Regions from separate parts of the Mus musculus genome. Here all the other regions are linked to region 3. The links are chromatin loops, found by intact Hi-C in ENCODE. Cell type or tissue: heart. All regions are shown on one strand.

Region 1 (4,000 bases), 290 kb before region 3:
GAGCATGGTGGAGGTGGGGCTGGGGGCGGGGGCGGGGGCAGAGGCGGGATGGGGGCAGGGTGGTCATTTTAACTGAAGTTGTGAACATCTGAAAGTGTTGATGAAAGCAGTAACTACTACATGGTAATTTTAATTGCTTATTGCTACAAAACTTTTCATCACTGAGTTTTAAAGGATCGCAAGCTGTCTATAAGGGGTCAGGCAAGTGCGCAAACACCGCCTTAAGAACACAGTGAGTATCTATCTTGAGATGAAATAAGGTGATGTAAGAGAGAGATGAGAAAAGAATTCAAGACAAAAAGGAAGAGCAGGAGTGTGAAAAAGGGCATGGGGAGGAAGAGGTAAAGAGGAGAAGGACTGGGACGAGCAGCAGGAGGAGGAGGGGGGGCAGGGGGAGGGGGAGGAGGAGGAGGTGGTGGTGGTGGTAATGAGAACAGCAGCTCATTTCCTCACCAAATGACATTTAGCAACCCTTTTCAGTAATGGGCATTCAGGATAACATTTGTTGACACCAGCTAGCTTTGTCGATTCCATCAGAAATGAGAAGCAGGTAAAAGGTGGAGGAAGTAGAAAATAAATGTATTTTAAAAGAGTCCCTAGTTAATGATTAGTGCCTTCATCAGAGATCGGTGACTGGACTAGTTCTGCTTTGAGAAACGCACAGGGTTTGCTCGGACTGCTGAGGAAGCTTACCTGCACACCGTTAAGTGAGGCCACCCCCATATACAGGAACACACCATACAGCACAGGCATCGGGATAAACTGGGAAGTAAACCAGTGGAAACCGGTTACAAACAACAGCGAAAAGAATTAGGAAGGGGAATAACTTAAATAAAGGCTACATCTGAAACTAAAGCACAGCATAACAGAGCAACCTCAAATGAGTGCTTTTAACTCGTCAATTGATAAGATTCTAAGCCCAGCAGTAGAAATAAATAAAGATAGAGGGAACATTCAAATAAACTTCATTTTTTTTGTTTCTTCTTTTTAAAGAATGGGCACACATGACCTCAATAATACTTTTTTTTTTTTAAATGGGGAAACTGTTTTGGCTTTCCTTTGCTCTTAAAAGCAATAGACTATGCAACCCAGATGTCTGCGTGGGATAGGAGGTACATGCAGAGGTAGCAAATGGCCTCACTCTGGATCCAAGATCCTTTTGTAACAGGCTGTTGGTTTTGTCCTTACTAATTTTGCCAAATGATCTATCAGTTCGGAGGGTAAATGCCTCTTCCAGTAAAGGAAACATCAACTGACCACCCCTTTGTCTTCTAGGGACTCTAAGAATACAAACTAATGGGAGCACGGTTTGGAAGGAGCAGGACGCATCTGGGAGCAATTAATTACACATACGGATAAGGATAATGCAAGCCTTTCAAAACTCAATTAATATGTTATGCATTATTTAGTAAAACGCCCTTTACACCAACACGAAGGTTTTTTTTTTGTTTGTTTGTTTGTTTGTTTTTTAGCAATGAGAAGTTCTAATCCAACATGTACACTTTACTTTCCCCTGAACCGGTAAAATGCAAGCAAATCACATTTGAGAATCAATATTCTAATTCCGAGAAGTCTTCTGTCTGGATGACAAAGGTATCAGCCTTGGGTTTGAAAAGAAGTTCAAGCAACTGAAGGACAAAACTAAAATACTAAAATAGAAAAGTAATTAGGGCCAGTCAGCAAATCCACATGCAGTAGACCATTTTAACCAGAAGGCGAAATATTCCTTAAAGAGCAGAACTTTAAAACTACGGCATGTATTTAATGAAGCACCATTTGTAGACCCATCTTACTGCAATTGCCTGATGCTGCTGTGCCTCGGACCTTCTGACCACACTAAAGAACTAGTGAATTCTAAAATAGACTGCCTCTGTCTCCAGTTGGTACTGGTGACTCACAGGAATGCTTAAGTTTCAATGGAGAAAATACACATCTATGAACTAACTGTCAAAGGTTTTCTCTAGAAGGGACTAACAATTGCATCGTAATGAACTTTACCCATGAGCTCAGAAAAGACCAAAAACTAAAAGGAACTGAATGCTTGAAGTGGGCAGGAGGGCAGGGCTGTAGTACCCAGCAGTGGCCACAGAGGGGTAGACATATCCCACCCAGGCCACTGGTGCTCAAACACAAGCCCCCATTTCTCTTAGCATGTGAGTGCTGATGTGACTTACAACTCTTTATGTGCATTTTCCAATAATAAATACATAAGACCAGCAAAGGATCAAATTTCCATCTCTGATTCATTTCTAAGGTATCTCTTTCCTCTCAACATGTTGTGATTTCTTTTCCATTTATTGTGTACATTCAAGCATGAGAAAGGGGTGCAGGAAAGAACAGTTGATTCGTGGAGAGCTACCTGGGTTTCCTCAGTGTTTTCTTTTTGATCTGGGTAAAGCATATCTCTGGATTAGAAGTGTCAGAAGAGTCTATCCTTCCCTGAGCTTAACTAATGATTTTTTTTTTTTTTTTGTAGTGTGTTTCTACTACTATAGCAGAGGAACACTGTGCCGGAACACTGTGCCTGGGGCCTTCTTAGATCAATTCTCTGAACTATGTTAACAAATTTCACCTGATCTATGACACAGAATGGCATGGATGGATGTAAGGAAGAAAATAACTGGGTATAGGAAGGGGTGTGTGTGTGTGTATGCACACATATGCATATATATATATATATATATGTATATATATATATGTATATATATATGTCAGTTGGAAGAAAATAGTACATAGAAGAAAATCTGTGAAGTTGACATTTCTGATCAGCTTCAACATAATACAAATGCTTATGATATTCTCATTTTCTTCACAACAATACGTATCAATACAAATCCTAGAATGAAACTCCTAACAAACCTGACAGAGTTGTTGGGGTAGAGGGTATATTTTATAGAACTTAGTTCACAGATCCTGTCAGAAGGTCAATGTGTAAAAATTATACTAGAACTACATATCAAAACAAAGTTGTCAAAGGAAGAAGAAGAAGGCTTGTAAAACGGAGAGCCACCCAGGATGTGGGAGTTCATGCTTGTTCTCTTAGCACTTAGGGGGCTGAGGCAGGAGGACTGCCATGAGTATATGAGTTCAAGGCCATCCTAGGCTAATGTGTGACAATATAAATAAATAATGAATTCTACCAAAAAAAAGTCTCTAAAAAAATGAGATCCCATGTTATAGTGGGATAATGCAGTAATAGCGGGAAATCATTTTTACAAAGCAAGGTGGTAGAAATTAAAAATATCCATTTCAGGGGCACATCCAGATAGCTAAATGGTAAACTGTGCAAACAATTATACCATCAATAATACCCAGGAAGCAAAAATAAAATAAAATAAACACAAAGAAGTATTACATTCAATAAATACTAAAAATGAAAAAGTTAAATGATTGATCCTATAATCATATAGAACAAAGAAAGTGAGGTGAAATCAAAATAAGACTTAATATCTAAATACTATGTCACCAAGTTTTTGAATTTTGGTCAGTGTATTTCTGTATTTTTCACATTGTCTTCTGGTGATTTGTCAATAGTAGTAGAACTCTCCAAGAACGAAGGATGTGAAAAGGATTTTCAATAAAAAGAGAAAACTATACTTGCCCAACACTGGATAGGAACTCAGGAAGGACTGAGATCTCTCCACGGCTTTATGGTCAAAGCAAGAGGGAATGGGTATGCTTATATGTGTGAATGTGCATATTTGTGTGTGTGTGTGTGTGTGTGTGTGTGTGTGTGTGTGTGTGCCTGTGCCTAAAGCTAAGAGTAAGGTCCTGATTAAGATGTGGGTGACAGTAGTTGAACAGACCTGGGTTTGGCTTCTAGCTACCAGCTAGCTGTAGACTGCTGAGACAACTTGTTTATTTCTCATACTCTGAGCATTCTTGTCTAGAAAGCTCCTATGATAAAGACTACATAACATCTTACCAATTAATTGATTAATATGGCAACTAACAAATGATAAATGTAGAGCTTATGCCATCCTTATCATGAAACTGTATG
Region 2 (4,000 bases), 220 kb before region 3:
ACTCACTATTCAAAGAGACTTTCAAACCGCCGGCATAGTTCAGTGAGAATGAACTCAAGTAAACTAAAACAACAGCACTGCTGTGAACCCACAACGTTACAGTTTCAAGAAGAACTAGAAGATGAGAACCTTAGTAGAAGGCCAATTGGTAATCGGTGATGACTACTCTGGTCCGGTCCTGCGAAACAAGGACTCAACTACAGCTCCCGAAAGGGAAAAATATGTTGGGGCAAAGCTGGGCAAGATGAATTAACAGTCTCTTGACTGGACAGGCATCTTGAATCTTTGGTGGACTGAAGAGGAAATGACCAAATGGAGACTGGACTGGACTTCCAAGACACACTAGGAAGCTTTTTTTCCATGGAGCATCTGAAGCCTGATAGCGGTCAAAGCAGCTTTGGGAAACAGTGTGCCACAAAGTACTGTGTGTCCTGAGGAAATATCAGTGTTATGGGGATTCTAAGAGAAGTAAAGGAATAAATTAACAGCATGGTGAATAAAAGTACCATTTGTCACATAATAGGCGACGTTGGGTTTAAGGCAGTTTTGCAAATGTTTCTAGTTGCTTTACAACTGTTTTCAAATAAATTGCTGGAAACTATGTAACAGAACCAATTATGATGAAACAGAAGGGAAAGTGAGAAAGGAACTCGCTTGGTGGAAGGAAATACTCTGTAGCCTACAGTAAGTAAAACAAACCAAGGCACAGACACTTTCTGTAGATTCAGACTCTGATCACATTGCATCCAATAAATCTCGCGGCAAGCCTCTGTCTGTTTGTTCCTGTTTATAGTGCACACTTGTTTAATCTTCCCATGAAGCCTTTCTTGTCTCACAAAATGTTTTCTTAAACATATAAAAACTGTTTGACTCTCTCTGTAAACTGACATGAATAAAATTCTTTCCATGTCCTTCTCAGGATTATGGTGGAGGAGAAATTCACAATAATGATCTACAGAAACGTCACAGTTCTATTTAAATATTGCAACTTCAAGTGCTCAGAAGGCTTTCACTGATGTTCTCTGCCCAGTTATTATTGTTTAAAATAATTTAAAAAAGAGGTTTTGACCCCGCATTGTCTCATTTAACTTAGGACCAATTTCAATGGCACACACAATTTCAAAAATTCTGTGAGAGCCGTTAAGTCTACAAGTACTGTTATGGTTTGGTTTGATATGAAATGTGCCCCCCACCCTCCCCCGCCAGGGTTGTGGGTTCGAATACACATGATCGCCAGCTGGTAGTACTATATGGGAAAGGTATGGGAGTTTCAGAAGGCAGAAGCCTGCTGGAGGAAGTACAACCCTGGAGGTTAGCTTTGAGGTAGTATGGCCTGGCCCCATTTCCTGTTTTTTCTTGTCTTCCTGACTGCCAAGCCCCCCTCACACTTCTTTTAGCCATGTTTGCCTAGCAGTGAACTGTAAGTCACATAAACCCTTTCTCCTCTGAGTTGCAGTTTGTCAGAGTATCGTAGAACAGCAACAGAGAAGTAACGAAGGCAGTTACTGGGTAGACACTGGCTGTTCTAAAATTAAAATCTTGCAATAGGCAACAATAGACAATATAGAAATTCTACAAGGGAATGGCCACAGGACACATCAGACCATGATCTAAGCACTGAGACCATGCAGTAAAGGCAACCCTGTCCTAGAAGTCTAGCAAACACAGCAGAGATAGACAAGAATACCCAATTTTACTTTGAATCTATTCCTGTGTACACACACACAAAACAAATAATTTCCCTATCTCAATTACCCACCCCACCCCCATTTAAAATGATTCATCAATTTCTAAATGAAAATATTGGCATCACTACTATCCATCTGAGTTCTAGATGCTCTGCCCACAGTGAAGAACAGGGGAACCCCCAGAAGAACATTCCGTTTCTTTCATGAATGGACCAGACAACCTAGCATAAGTCATTTGGTTTCTTCACTGTTCCAGTATCATGACAGAAAAGGGCATTTTAAAGTGGGACCCAAGGAAAAATAAAATTAACAGGCTATTCACAAAATCCTAACTCCCCCTCCCCTTAAAAAGGCAGTGCAGATCCACTCAGAGCTAACTAGAGCAGGAAGCCATTATCAATCTTGGGCTTTGAAAGGTCACACAAGGAATGGAGTTACAAGAGCCTGGTGAGCTAAAACTAGGCTAGGCAGGCCACCTGACAGAGGCCAGTGTCAGGAAGCAAGCCAGGCTGCTGTGTTGAAAGCAGGGGGTGATGGGAGAACATGACATCCTGAAACTTTGCTCTCTCTTCATTATCTAAACCAGCAGGAAGCCCTGGAGGGCAAAGAAATCTGGGGCTTTTTAATCCTTGGGAGTCAGCCCTTAGGACATAAAACAAGCCTACAAGGAAGGAGTGAGCAGAAAGTACAACAGATGGGCCTCTTGAAATGATTGTAAACTAAGCTCTGGACAACTTAATCATTAAGGCACGTTTGACTTCCAAATCTTATCGCTCCAGTATTTTGGCAGCTTCTTGGATTTATTTCAGGGCTACTTTGTGCTTCCTCCAGATGGAACAACATAGGAGATCAAATAACCATACAGGCAGGCAGGCAGGCAGACAGACAGACAGACAGATACATACTTGCTGAAGTTAAAAAGAAGCCTCTCAAACACCAACACTGGTCCCGTGCTGCTCAAGATGGTAAGCGGTTGACCCGCAAAAAGGCAGAAGATGGCTCCGGAGACAGCAGTGCCCAGGAAACTCTCCAACACACCCTAAAAGAAAGAACATGCAGGTGGTAAAGCAAAAGCAAACCGAAGAGCCCATATCTCTTCTTCCTATTTGTGATGTCAGCCAAAGAATGAAGCTGTGTATGTTATAGCACACTCCCTAGCAAATAAAACAAGAGTCCATGAAATAGCACCACAGGTCTTTGCACACATAACATAAATCTTCCCTGTTGCAAGAGTTGATGGTTCCACAATGCAGCAATGACTGAGACAACGGGTATCCAGGAGGGAACAGCATCCCTGACCATTACTTAAAAGACTTACTGAGGTACCCGTCAATAAAAATCATACTCTATAAACCCACCAAATAGAGGAATTGATTCAGCTATTTTTTTAATCTATTTTTTCCCTTTTGTTTCTTCATTGTTTGCTTTAGTGCCATTATAACTTGCACTTAGTCAGTACTTTTGAGTAAGTACAATCTAAGCAAAAAGCCCCTTTTTTTTCCTAACAGAGAATATTTGAAAGGTGGAGGCTGAGAATGAAGGGGACAAAGACAGCGATGCCATTTTAACAATTATTTCATGTCTGTTTTCATTTTATATGTGTATACACACATTTTGATTATATCTATCCCATTTCACCATACTGAATCTCTCCTAGACACCAGCAGCCTCCATAACACCTCCCAACTTAATATCCCCTCTCTTCTTTTTCTCTTCATAACCCACTAAGTCCAGTACGTGTTGCATATGTGTTCGTGAATATAAAGGGCTATCTACTGGAATATGAGCAACCTTGCAGAGGCCACATTCCAGAGGAAAACTGACTCTTCCTCCCCCAGAAACCATTAACTGCCAATAACTCTCAGTTGGCCATTTGCAATTTAAGCCACCAATTGTAAAAAAAAAAAGTAAAAAAAAAATTGCTGATGTTGCTGCTGCTGCTGCTGCTGCTGCTGCTGCTGCTGCTGGACAATGACGATTGTCATTCAGTGCCAACACATATTCCAATGCAAACTGCACAAAAACTTCAAGAAACTTTATAGTCAGAGACAATAACTGTGCAGAGACATATATCTAGCTAAAGCTTTTATTGACATCTTTGAACATGAACTCATTCTTTTCCTTTAGCACAACAGGAAGCAATATACAAAAGAATCACTAACTTACAAAACGACCTCCCTTAATCATGTTGTGGAGAGTACAGAATCTGGCAGGAGCGATGGACAAGCCTGAAAGGGTCCCCTGTGCCCCCATATAATACTGCCCTGATTTCTTGCTTGTTGACATTGTGACATTCAGGTGAGTTAAGCGAT
Region 3 (4,000 bases):
ACTATACATAGCAAGTCATCAGAGCCTCGTTTTCTCTGACGGCTCATACAGAATGCCCACAAATAGGCCTCTTCTCTGCCAAAAAGGAGCGAGTGAAACAGGGCAAAAGCACACAGCCTGGCGGCGTTCCTCTTCCTCAAGAGCAAAGTCATCCTGATGCCTTTGGCCTTCTGCACGGGGCAGAGGCAGTCCCTCCTCTTTACATGACAAATATCAGTTATTCAGCCTTACATTTCTTAGCAGTTGCTGGCTATTATTAGTAAGACAGAGAGAGATACCATGTAAAGTGGCTGACCTAACCAGTTCCCCCCTCCCTCTATAAATCACTAGGAAGAAATTAACTCATCCAGTCCGTAATCAGGCCCCCAAATCTGTCCTTTAAAATGTCCTTCGCACGTGCCCTGCATTTGCTGAAATCAGAGAAGGAAGCATACTGTTGCTCACATAGCCAGCGTGAGGCAAAATGCAGAGTGGCTCTGGAAGCTCCTTACCAGCCTCAGGGGTGAGGGAGGGCAAGCTTCATATCACATGGCCTCTGATTGGAGAAGTTAAACCCCTTCTATACAAGTCCAGACCCATGGTGAGGGGAAAAGGTGGGGGGAGGGGGTTCTAAATCTCCATTTTTCTGGGATAGCAAAATGCTTTAACTGGAACCCATGTCAAATCATCTGCCAAATGGGCAGGTTCTCACCAGCCGGTCCTAATCACGGAGCAGGCCTGTGAGGGTGACTTAAGTCCGGCACGAGAAACATTTGTGCAAAACTGTCAGCCACTAGGCCCAGAGCACCCATCCACATTCCAGCCCTCTGAGATCCCACCCCCCCTGAGCCCTTGCCAACTGCCAACGTGCTCGCAGACTAGTACTCACAGCGCAAGCAGCTGCCACTCAGCCAGTCAGCAAGTGGCAGGCCGCCAGCGCACAAGCTTCAAGAGCACCAGCCTGCTAGTCCCAGGGCTGTTAAAGGTTGAAGGTCTACGGGTATGCTAGCCTTTAGATTCGCCTCACTTGCCCTCCTGTCTCCCTCTCCCATGCTTCCCTATCGCGCCTCCCACGGTAGCAGTTCACTCGTCTCTATGGTAACAGCATCTGGTTTCAGAGTTAGAACTTCATGCAGCACAGTTCTCTCTTAGCCTGGGGCTTTTGCCAAGAGGTGCACTAGCAAAAAGGCTGCTGCCTGAGTTGGAGCCACCTGTTTCCCTGTCACCCCGGGAATGACAGTTATGCTGCGTGTCCTCGGATTGTGGCATCTATTTTGTGGAACGAACACTTTAACCTCAGCATGCTCTCCACAGTATAGAGGGGCTGTGCTAGAGCTGGCAGCCAGCGGTATCCAGAGCCAGCCTATCTCCCCCACAGTCTCTGTTGTCAGGGACTTCTGCCTGCTTCCAGAGGTGGCACCAGGGAGCAGAATGACTCCGGCTGTCAGCATGTCCAAACTAGAGTTTGACATCACTGGTTCAATCAGTGCACGCAGCTTCAATTTTATTAGTTAACCTTGTATTTAAACATTATATTCTATCCTCGCCATTTGGTTTGTTGATGACATCCAATGAACCCATCACCTCTCCATTTATAGAAGCTTTTCTGTACCCAGCATATGCTAAACAATTCTGCACTCACATGCCCTGAGGCACAGATATGTATAAAACGTGGAAAAATACCGAGAGTGAAGACTTTTATATCAGCCATTGCTGTTGTGGTAATTATGAACAGTGTTGCTGGGGAATTTTGCTTACAGTCTAAAGGTATCACAAAGCTCAAACCTCAAAACTAGGCTCTCCCGGCTCTTTGGCTGACCTTAAGTCAGATAAAAGATAGAACATAGCACACCACAGATTTCTACTCCAGAACAGCACAAAAATGCCTAAACAATGTTCCCCTGTCCTCCTCACTTCTAAGAGGTAGAGAATCATTCTTTATTATAAGCTCGCTGCAAACACGATGTTTTCTTTTGTTTTTTGTTTTTTTGTTTTTTTTTTAACCAACAGCATTTTTATCGGTGCTTTTGTTACTTTGTAAAATGTGCTGTCCGTATTTGCGAGGTGTATATAAAGAGCAACATACAGCTGTCAGAGTCCTGGGTGACAGAGCCATCTCAGCTCTGTAAAGTGCACTGCCATCTTTTGGCAACATGTGTTCACTACAGCCGATGGATGGCAAGAGGAGAAGGAAGGAAAGTTTGTAACCATTCCCTTCCCAAGTTCACAGAGGTCCCTGGGGGGCCTTGTGTCCCCACAGGAAGTGAGGAAGAACAACGGTGGTCACTGGCTTAACCATGCACAGTGCTGAAGCTCTGGAGAGATATATTAAGAAAAGGAAGAGAGAGATCGGCACAGCAAAGCTGACAAACGTGGTTGATCACAGCTTTGTCTCCCACAGACCAACAGGTCACATGTAGAGTAAGCCGCCCTCCCAACTCAGGAGCTCCCTAATCAGCCTGGTCATTGACACAGGCCGAGGGCCAGGGAAACGTGGCCCCACATGAAATCAGATTTTAGGCTAAAGTAAAAGTAAAACTGCAACCCAGAGCAGGAGCATGCTGCACATAATTCTAGACTTACAAACTGCCTTACAAGTTCCTTTGTACTCTTGGACACTTGTCCCGGAGAAATGAAAGCTTACATTCATACAGAAACCTGTCTGTGAGTGTTCATGGTAGCTTTATTCCTAATAGCTAAGAACTAGACCTGGCCCAAGTACCTTTCTATAGGCAAATGGTTATGGTTTAAAAGCTATAGTTCATCCATATCATGGACTATGGCTTAGTGGTAAGCAAGGAGAAGCCACTGATTCACACACTAAAACAATGTATCTATAGGGGCTTATGCTAAGACAAAGACTCAGATGTTGTACAATTCATTTACATAACACTTCTGGAATGACAGCTTTTCCATATAAAGGACCCGACCTGAAGTTTCTTGGGATTAGAGACGGGAGTGTTGGTGGCTATGAATGAGTGGTACAGCAATGGATGTGGTCCCAGCTTAACTCTGCATCTTATCCTCCATGGTGACAGGAACATGGATCTACACAGATAATAAAAACATACAGACTGCAGACAGAGAGAGGAGAAGACGAATAAAACTGGGTAGATCTGAAGAGTTCCTTGAACTCCAGAAGTGGAAATACAAGTTATGCTATAGTTTTCTAAAGCGCTAATCAACATGGAGCAAAACTGGCCAAGTGTAGGGTTTGTCCTCCAAAAGTAATTTCTCTATTTCTCCTCAGCTATGCCTTCCAATCTACAACTGAGTCAAAATTCCAACTAAGATGTATTCACTTATCATCCTGGACATATTATTTTGCTTGGTGGTTAGGTGCAGATGGAATTGAGCGACACTGAGCGTAACCTCTTTAGTAACTGTGTCTTTGGACAGTGAACAAACCCCATTCAGCATCTCTTTCCAAGAAGCCTACAGCAGTTCATGCTGGTTAAATAAGTCCCTGAAATAACCAAGTCCAATTCATCGTAATGTTCCTACACGAAATTTGTAGGAACCAGATAAGATACTAAGATCTGAATAATCCATAAACCAAGGGCTAGAAATCCGTCCCAACGAGAGTTGGTTCGCATGTGTGCCTTTGAACTCTCCCCTTGAATCTTCTCCAAGTTGGGGCAGGGCCTCCCAAGCTCTGTGCCCAGGTTGCCACCTGAGCTCTGACAGTCTGGACCAGACTATTTAACAAAAGCCAAGGCCTGAAATGGCAAGAGGTCCATATGGGCTCTAGGGATAAGAAAGCCACTGGGATCCAAAGGGAGAGTCCTCTGCAAGGACATAGCATGCTATCGGTGAGACTGCTGGGAAGGACACCCATGCTAACCAGAGAATGACAGCCTGGTGCTGAGGACATTCCCCGGACTCAGTCTACACTCACGTTTAATGTTTAATGGGCTTCCTGGGTCTCATGTTGCCTGAAGCACCTGCTCTTTCAATGTCTTCTTAAGATTTTTCCTGCCAGGCAGAAGACAGAGGCTTCTCTCTAAACCCTTAACTCTGA

What was found. A loop is a pair of places that touch in the nucleus more often than their neighbours do. Peaks named below come from ENCODE experiments on the same cell type or tissue, not always from the same donor. Only the 100,000 strongest peaks of a DNase experiment are listed, where the experiment ranks them.
Region 1: a loop joins it to region 3, with 7 times the contacts of the local background. A loop is called at or near these places in 19 of 42 quality-filtered maps.
Region 2: it touches region 3 in a loop (2.4-fold over the local background); 13 of 42 quality-filtered maps call a loop at or near these places.

What each region holds. Positions count from the first base shown.
Region 1 is chr5:89,219,958-89,223,957 of GRCm38, reverse strand. Slc4a4 (solute carrier family 4 (anion exchanger), member 4) reads right to left here. Exons shown (of 27, transcript NM_001359211.1): 22 at 694-762. It overlaps Gm35855 (a long non-coding RNA gene), which reads left to right. Exons shown (of 3, transcript XR_003955749.1): 1 at 1-232; 2 at 1,276-1,593; 3 at 2,477-2,632. Among named protein-coding and RNA genes, the nearest start is that of Gm35855, 3.8 kb to the left of the region's middle. In heart, a CTCF peak has its summit at 2,076; no DNase peak of the experiment used is centred here.
Region 2 is chr5:89,148,027-89,152,026 of GRCm38, reverse strand. It overlaps Slc4a4 (solute carrier family 4 (anion exchanger), member 4), which reads right to left. Exons shown (of 27, transcript NM_001359211.1): 14 at 2,594-2,727. Among named protein-coding and RNA genes, the nearest start is that of Gm35855, 76 kb to the left of the region's middle. In heart, no CTCF peak of the experiment used is centred here; a DNase peak (open chromatin) is centred at 2,176; H3K27ac peaks cover 638 bases.
Region 3 is chr5:88,926,836-88,930,835 of GRCm38, reverse strand. The region is part of intron 1 of Slc4a4 (solute carrier family 4 (anion exchanger), member 4); the gene reads right to left. Among named protein-coding and RNA genes, the nearest start is that of Slc4a4, 42 kb to the right of the region's middle. In heart, CTCF peaks have their summits at 1,382 and 2,128 (motif pointing left); DNase peaks (open chromatin) are centred at 63 and 825; H3K4me3 peaks cover 476 bases; H3K27ac peaks cover 1,377 bases.